2 separate regions of the Homo sapiens genome follow, and region 2 is linked to region 1. Evidence: chromatin loops called from intact Hi-C (ENCODE). Cell type or tissue: Panc1. All regions are shown on one strand.

Region 1 (4,000 bases):
GAGGCCTGGATTTAAAGAAGAAGGATTTAAAGAAATCCTTCTTCTAGAGAGGACTTGATTTGCTTCTGCCAGGTTCCTAGGGACATTACCAACCCAAGACTGACCGCTTCAAATTAATTCTCAGCTTAGGATTTCTGGGCCTCGAAGTTAGGATGGATTTCAGCCACAAATTCATGCGCGTGGTAAGGGCTAGTGGTTAAGGACTCCTGTGGGTGGTTCTCCGGCTGGTGGCTAAGGACTCTTGCGGGGGTGGTTCTCCACCCTGCCTCCCACCCAACACTGCAGTCGAGACAGAAAAGCCTTTTCTCAGCAAGGTCAGGGTTGCGTTTTTCATTCTCAGCAATTCCCTGTCTTTGGGGCCCCAGCATTATGCAAGAGTCTTTTGTTGTTGTTGTTTTGTTTTGTTTTGTTTTTTGTTTTTTGAGATGGAGTGTTGCTCTGTTGCCCAGGCTGCAGTGCAGAGGTGCGATCTTGGCTCACTGAAACCTCTTGCCTCCCGGGTTCAAGCGATTTTCCTGCCTCAGCTTCCCGAGTAGCTGGGATTACAGGTGGGCACCACCATGCCTGGCTAATTTTTGTATTTTTAGTAGAGACAGGGTTTCGCCATGTTGGCCAGGCTGATCTCGAACTCCTGACCTCCAGCAATCTACCATCCTGGGCTTCCCGAAGTGCTGGGATTACAGGCATGAGCCACCGCACCCGGTCCACAAGAGTCTTGATCTGCCACCCCACCGTGCCTGTCTGGGGCCTTCTTTCCTTTTGGCTGCCTGAGGCAAATTAAAAATCCAGACTCTAAAGCCAGTTGTGCAGATGCTCACCTGTGGTCCCAGCTACTTGAGAGGCTGATGCAAGAGGATTGCTTGAGCCCAGGAGTTCAAGTCCAGCCTGGGCAACATAGCAGACACTCCATCTCTAAAAAATCAAAAATGATAAAAATTCCAGCCTCTAGGCCACCAGGGATTAGCATAGGCCCTCAGGGCAAACAACACGTTCCTGCTCTCTTTCTGGGTCCTCCTCCTTCTGACCTCCAGTTATTCTGGTCTCCTTTACTTCCCTGTTAGCTCAGTCATGCTTTAAAGTATTTTTTGTGTATTTATTAAAATTTCACCCAACACTCAGGCGGGTGTGGTGGTCCATGCCTGTAATCACAGCACTTTGGGAGGCCGAGGTGGGCGTATCACAAGGTCAGGAGATGGCGACCATCCTGGCTAACATGGTGAAACCCCGTCTCTACTAAAAATACAAAAAATTAGCTGAGTGTGGTGGCGGGTGCCTGTAGTCCCAGCTACTCCGGAGGCCAAGGCAGGAGAATGGCGTGAACCCAGGAGGCAGAGCTTGCAGTGAGCCGAGATCGTGCCACTGCACTCCAGCCTGGGTGACAGAGCGAGACTCCGTCTCAAAAAAAAAAAAGAGAGAAATTTCACCCAACACTCAAAGTAGTCTCTATTGACAGAGATTTCTCTGCACATCTAATTATCCATAATTTCAAAAACAAAAATTCTGACCAGACGTGATGGCTCATGCCTGTAATCCCAGCACTTTGTGAGACCAAGGCGGGCGGATCACCTGAGGTCAGGAGTTTGAGACCAGCCTGGCCAACATGGTGAAACCCCGTCTCTACTAAGAATACAAAAATTAGCCCGGCGTGGTGGCAGGCACCTGTAATCCCAGCTACTCAGGAGGCTGAGGCAGGAGAATCGCTTGAACTGGGAGGCAGAGTTTGCAGTGAGCTGAGATCACGATACTGCACTCCAGCCTGGGTGACAGAGAGAGACTCTGTCTCAAAAACAAAACAAAATTTCACCCAACACTTTAAGGTAGCCTATATTGACAGAGATTTATCTGCACATCTAATTATCCATAACGTCAAAAACAAAAATTCTGGCAAAGTGCTGGGATTGTAGTTGCAGTGGCTCATGCCTGTAATCCCAACACTTTGGGAGGCCAAGGCAGGCAGATCACTTGCGGTCAGACGTTCAAGACCAGCCTTGCCAACATGGTGAAACCCGTCTCTACTAAAAATACAAAAATTAGCCAGACATGGTAGCGGGTGCCTGTAATCCCAGCTACTCAGGAGGCTGAGGCAGGAGAATCGCTTGAACCGGGAGGCGGAGGTTGCAGTGAGCCAAGATCATGCCACTGCACTCCAGCTTGGGCGACAGAGTGAGACTCCGTCTCAAAAAAAAAAAAAACAAACCATTCTCTATATATTTTGTATAAAAAGTCATATTAATATAAGGACGAAATATATAAATATGTAAAAATTCTATATTAGCTATACCTTCACACAGCCCGCTTCCTAAGTCAGGCTGTCATGAGACACCTGCAGTGCATCAGGTATCCTGGCGTGAGGAAGGGGTTACTTTTTATAATGATAACTTCTTTTACTAAAATGGGACTCTTTCTGTGTCAGTTTCACCAGAGGCCCCAAAGGCTGAGAACAAAACATTAGGTGCCAAGTACTTCCACATTCTAAAGGCAGGAGGAGCTAGATCACCTTCACAGCTCATGCTGAGATTGTAAAACTGTTAGCTCCACATTGGGAAGGATTAGCTTGGCATCCACGTCCTGGCCGTGGCGGAATGTGAGAGGATTGCTTTGGAGCAACTGTCTGTGTGCTGGACGTTGCCCTTCTTCCCAGGCAGGAGGGGGTGGGTGCCCCATCTTCAGCTCATGCCAAATAAGGGAGCACTTCAAGAGGACCATTTCGGAAAGTGTGACATGTCTTCTGGAGTTTGAGGGACACGTGGACTGGGATTTGACTCCATGTTGGTGGCTAGCCCCTGGAGATGGCTGCCTTTGGCATGGTTTGCACTCTCAGAGTTCCTGTAGGCCTGCCGTGGTTCTCTAGAAAGGGAGACAGCCTTGTTCCAGCCAAAGGGAACACCGGAGGGATGGGATAACCTCAATAGAGGGGAGGACTTCTGGAGCCTAAGCGGCTGGGCAGGTACCCTAGTGTCCAGCTGGAGAAGGTGTAGCCTCTGGGGGACAGCAGGTGGCCTGGGGGTGGAGACTCTCCAGAACGCACGAGAAAACACCTAGGAGAAAAGAAGCACCATTTGGAATCTGTCACTCCCAGACTCAACTCATGGAGTGAAACCTGACCTTCCTTCCCCTGCTTCCCCAGGACAGCAGCAGGCCAGGGACAGCAGCCAGCAAGGCCGGAGGAGGCAGTATGAGAAAGAGAAATGACACTGACCGTGACCCCACGGACTCCAGGCTGGAGGAGGAGAGAGGGTTTCAAGTCAATGACATTTGAAGTTTTGAGATGACACTGGATAAGACTAATAACTAGAAAAAGAGACTTTTTTTTTTTTGAGACAGAATCTTGTGTCACCCAGGCTGGAGTGCAGTGGCACAATCTCAGCTCACTGCAACCTCTGCCTCCCAGGTTCAAGTGATACTCTTGCCTCAGCCTTCGGAGTAGCTGGGACTATAGACACGTGCCACTACACCTGGCTAATTTGTGTATTTTTAGTAGAGATGGGGTTTCACCCTGTTGGCCAGGCTGGTCTCGAACTCCTGACCTCAGGTGATCCGCCCACCTCGGCCTCCCAAAGTGCTGGGATTACAGGCATGAGCCACCATGCACAGCGGAGACTATTTTTTAAGTAAAATAAACAAACAAACAAAAAAACTCTTTAACCTGTTTGTTACCCAAAAGAGCCTGGAAAAGCTATAAATGTCATCCAGGCCTAGGAAAGAACGTATCATTACAACTGATTTGTAGGGACACTCCTGAGAAAGCAAAGTTGCTTTTTGTTCATACCTTAGCTCCTTCAGCAAAAGGCTGCATGGGAGTGTAGAAGGTCAGGTCAGGGAAACAGGTGGGCCATGTCCCCTGGCCCTCTTGGCCCACTTCCAGGCCGGGGCAATCTAAGCCAGCAATGGGGAGACGTTTCATTGGAACTTTGGAGTTTTCATGTTATACCATCTGGACTTTTTTTTTTTTTTTTTTTTTGAGACAGAGCCTCACTCTGTCACCAGGCTGGAGTGCAGT
Region 2 (4,000 bases), 92 kb after region 1:
AAAGTCTAAAAATATCTAAATGTATATAATTCCTCTTACATTGGTATTCATTAATTGATAAAATCTTAGAATTCTAGTATTTGGAATGTCTAAACATTCTTCTGAGTCACTTTTACCATTGGCAGCTAAAATCACATAGCATCATGGTGGCAACATTTTTTTGTAACTCATCTTTTTAACTTCAGCAGCTTTAGGATGGACAGTTATATCACAAATGATTTGCCTGTAGTCCTAATTTATAGTGTTCCTTGAATCATACTACATTTAAATGTCTTAAATTTAAATACCTTCTCTTTAGAGTTAGCAGATGTGCTTAAGCTAATTAAAACCCTTTGTAGTATTAGGTTATGCTCACTTCCTTCGATCTTTGAGCATATTATATACTCAGTATATTTCAAGAAGTTTAAACAGACTTCGTTTGTGTCACATGGCTTATAACCAGGTAATCTTTTTGCACCATAAAGACAGTGAAACAAAACTACATGTCTATATGGTCCCTTTTTAGGAGAAGTGATGTCAGTCCTCTATTGAGAGAGAGAGATTTCTTCATTTACTGTAAAGTTTACCTCAGAGCTTTTATCTACTTGTTCTTTTGTGTATAGTAAGTCCTTATGGGAATATTGCCCAGTATTCTAATATATAAGTGGAATTTTCAGTAATATTGGGAATCTCATTTTAAGATTCAATTGAGGTGACAGTAACATGGAACAGAATTTCTTTGCAGGACTACATTTTCACATTTGTAGATGATGAAAAAGTATATCACATCTTACTCCTTTGTTTGCCAAATGGCAAGTTTCTTTTGACAGTGATTATATAATGCAAATTTCAGAAACATTAAAAAAAAGTCGTTGAATCTGTGAGCTTAAAGAAATATGGAAGTATGGAAGATGAGGAAATTAGAAACTAGTATAAAATTATATAAGATGGGATAAAAGAAAAAAATCATAATCATTTACTGGGTGCTTATTGTATGCCAGACACTGTAGTAAGGAATTTATCCATATTCATCTAATCTTTATAAACCCCACCCCCACTCCACCCCAGTAAAATTTATATTAGTATCCCTCTTTTGCTAGTGACAGAGTAAGCTGAGAGAGGATATGTAACTTACTTAGGTCACACAGACAGTGAATGGTAGAACCAGAAATAAAACTCAAATCTGGCTGATCTCAAAGTCATGCTTTCAACAATGCTATATATCATCCAAAAAAAAATAATAATCCCTGTGGTGTCCTACTAGCCATAATATTCACTTTACATTTCATTGAGCGTTACCTGTGTGCTAGGAAATGTGACAAGTGCCTTAAGTAGAGTATCTCATTTCATTTGAAGAAACACATTGTAAGATTGAACTAGGTGTTCTAGAGATTATAGTATGAGGTTGTAGCTCCAAGAGTATGTAGATCTCAGACCATAGAAATTTCACTCTTTTCCCAGAAGGGAAAAAAGAAATGACAGATATAAAAGAATTTTTTCCAAGCTGGTAAGTGGTTTCTGGAAAATTAGCAAGTTGTGATATGTAGGTTGAGCATCCCAAATCCAAAAAATGAAATCCAGTGAGCTTCAAAATCTGAAACTTCTTGAGTGCTGGCAGCATTTAAAGGAGATGCTTATTAGGGCATTTCAGATTTTGGTTTCTGGATTTAGGGATGCTGAACCAGTAAATTATAATGCAGACACTTCAAATTTTGAAAAAAATCGGCCACCTGTAATCCCAGCACTTCGGAAGGCCAAGGTGGTTGGATCATTTGCATCCAGGAGTTCAAGACCACCCTAGGCAACAAAAAATGTAAAAATTAAAAAAAAAAAAAACAAAAACAAAAAACAGAAAAAATCCGAAACACTTATGATCCTTAGCGTTTCGGAGAAGGAGTACTCAACCTGTACTGTGTTTTAATCTCCTAGGAACATATTCTTTAAGAGCCAGGTATTCTTGAGTTAAGCAAACCCTGCAAGGTGAAGAAATCTGTCGAGTTTGTGGTGTCTTTTGGAAAATTTTGTGTGCGTAGGTACACGCCTTGTATTTATAAAATTAATGTAAACATTAGAAATCAGGAAGAATATAATGTAACACTGCACTGTTTTCTTATTTATAGCCACTTTTCTAAAAATACATATTTTTTTTTTTTAGGTCCCGATCACACAGCAAGAATCCAAAAAGGTAGGTGTATTACATAAGACAGGTATAAGTAGTGAAGTTGTCTTTTTCAAAGGTAGTTTTTATAGATTGATTAAATGGTCCTTTAAAAATTTTCTTTTTTGGCTGGGCACGGTGATGCATGCTTGTAATCCCAGCTACTCAAGAGGCTGAGGCAGAATTGCTTGAAGCCGGGAGGCAGAGGTTGCAGTGAGCCAAGATAGCACCACTGCACTCCAGCCTGGGCAACAGAATAGGACTCTGTCTTTAAAAAAAAAAAAAAAAAAAAAAAGAAAATTTTTTTTGAAATCATTTAGATGCTCAGAGTAGATACGTAAAAGGATTAATTTTTTAAAAATCAATTTGGGTGGTACATTTAGGAAACATGTTCTAAGAGGTTGTAGCTGTTGAAAACATTAGTAGGTTAATAGTTGGATAAAATTTTGATTGATCCACTGTGGGTTAAGCAAAACCAAAATGTTTAGTATACCCTCCAGTCTTGACTTTATGTGAGTTTATTACCCATTCCTTTATACAGTGATCACAGAAGGCTTTCAGAGAGGCATTTGCAGCCTTAAAAGAGCAAGACAATACTTTGTTTTGACTTTCAGCGTTAATATTTGGGGTTTGAAACCTTTCTTTGTAGTTTTTGCTAGTTGCTGATACATTTTTTTGTCTGAGAAAGGCAGGGAAATGTGTTGTACTTCATCATTCTTTCTCAGTTCTTCACTTGCCCTTCTCATTCCAGTCGTTGAGCTTTCTTCATGGATCCATTCCCACCTAGAATGCCCTTTCTCAGTCTTTTCCAAATTCTACCATTCCTCTTGTTCAGATCACATCTTCTTTTAGAAACTTTCTGAGTTCTCAGCTCTAGAGACTATTTCCCAAGAAGTTTTCCCTAAAAAGTAGAGAATTTGTTGTTATGAAAGAAAAACCTGGCTGAGCGCAGTGCCTCACGCTTATACCATCACAGCTCTTTGGGAGGCCGAGGCAGCCAGATCACCTGAAGTCAGGAGTTCGAGACCAGCCTGGCCAACATGGCGAAACTCCATCTCTACTAAAAACACAAAAATTAGCCGGGTGTGGTGGCAGGTGCCTGTAATCCCAGCTACTTGAGAGGCTGAGGCAGGAGAATCACTTGAACCCAGGAGGTGGAGGTTACAGTAAGCCGAGATTGTGCCACTGCATTCCAGCTTGGGTGACAGAGTAAGACTGTCTCAAAAAAAGAAAAACAAAAACCTTACAGTTCTGTTAGCAACATCTATCAATGATATTTCTGCCTAAAACACTAAAAAAACTAAAGAACATTAATAAGTGGGGCCAGTTGTGTCAGCTAATTTATATTATTGGTGAATTTCTCTGATCTAGCATGATAAGTAGAAACATTAAACTGTGATACTGTTATTGTTTACTGTTTGATTAATATAAGCTGGTCCCTTTGTTGAAAACATAAAGTATTGCACATAGAACATCTTTAGATATTTGGGCCAGAAATTTAATTTCTATTCCTCTAGTCCTGTTACCTAGATAATATGTTTGCCTTGTAACTGGGCTCCTTAGTTCTCTGTGCTTGCCCACCCCCCTTCTTCACCTCATTCTATTTTTCACACGTCAGCCAGGATGAGCCTTTAAATAAATGAAATACATCACATCAGCCCTCTGATTCTCCAAAGGTTTTTCATCTCATTCATATGAGAAGTTAACATCTTTACCAAAGCTTTTACATAGGGTGACGGTGTGGCCTGGGGTGTCCAATCTTTTGGCTTACCTGGGCCACACATCAGATACACTAATGATAACTGATGAGCTGGAAAAAAAATTGCAAAGAAATCTCATAATATTTTAAGAAAGTTTACAAAT

Evidence for each region. Peaks named below come from ENCODE experiments on the same cell type or tissue, not always from the same donor. Only the 100,000 strongest peaks of a DNase experiment are listed, where the experiment ranks them.
Region 2: it touches region 1 in a loop (5-fold over the local background); 1 of 110 quality-filtered maps calls a loop at or near these places.

The regions. Positions count from the first base shown.
Region 1 is chr7:139,318,678-139,322,677 of GRCh38, forward strand. It overlaps a transcript of UBN2 not described here. Among named protein-coding and RNA genes, the nearest start is that of TRR-CCT4-1, 20 kb to the right of the region's middle. RefSeq lists an enhancer at 838-1,788. In Panc1, no CTCF peak of the experiment used is centred here; a DNase peak (open chromatin) is centred at 2,492.
Region 2 is chr7:139,410,417-139,414,416 of GRCh38, forward strand. It overlaps FMC1-LUC7L2 (FMC1-LUC7L2 readthrough), which reads left to right. Exons shown (of 11, transcript NM_001244584.3): 9 at 2,135-2,164. It overlaps LUC7L2 (LUC7 like 2, pre-mRNA splicing factor), which reads left to right. Exons shown (of 10, transcript NM_016019.5): 8 at 2,135-2,164. Among named protein-coding and RNA genes, the nearest start is that of LUC7L2, 53 kb to the left of the region's middle. RefSeq lists a silencer at 313-513. In Panc1, no CTCF peak of the experiment used is centred here; no DNase peak of the experiment used is centred here.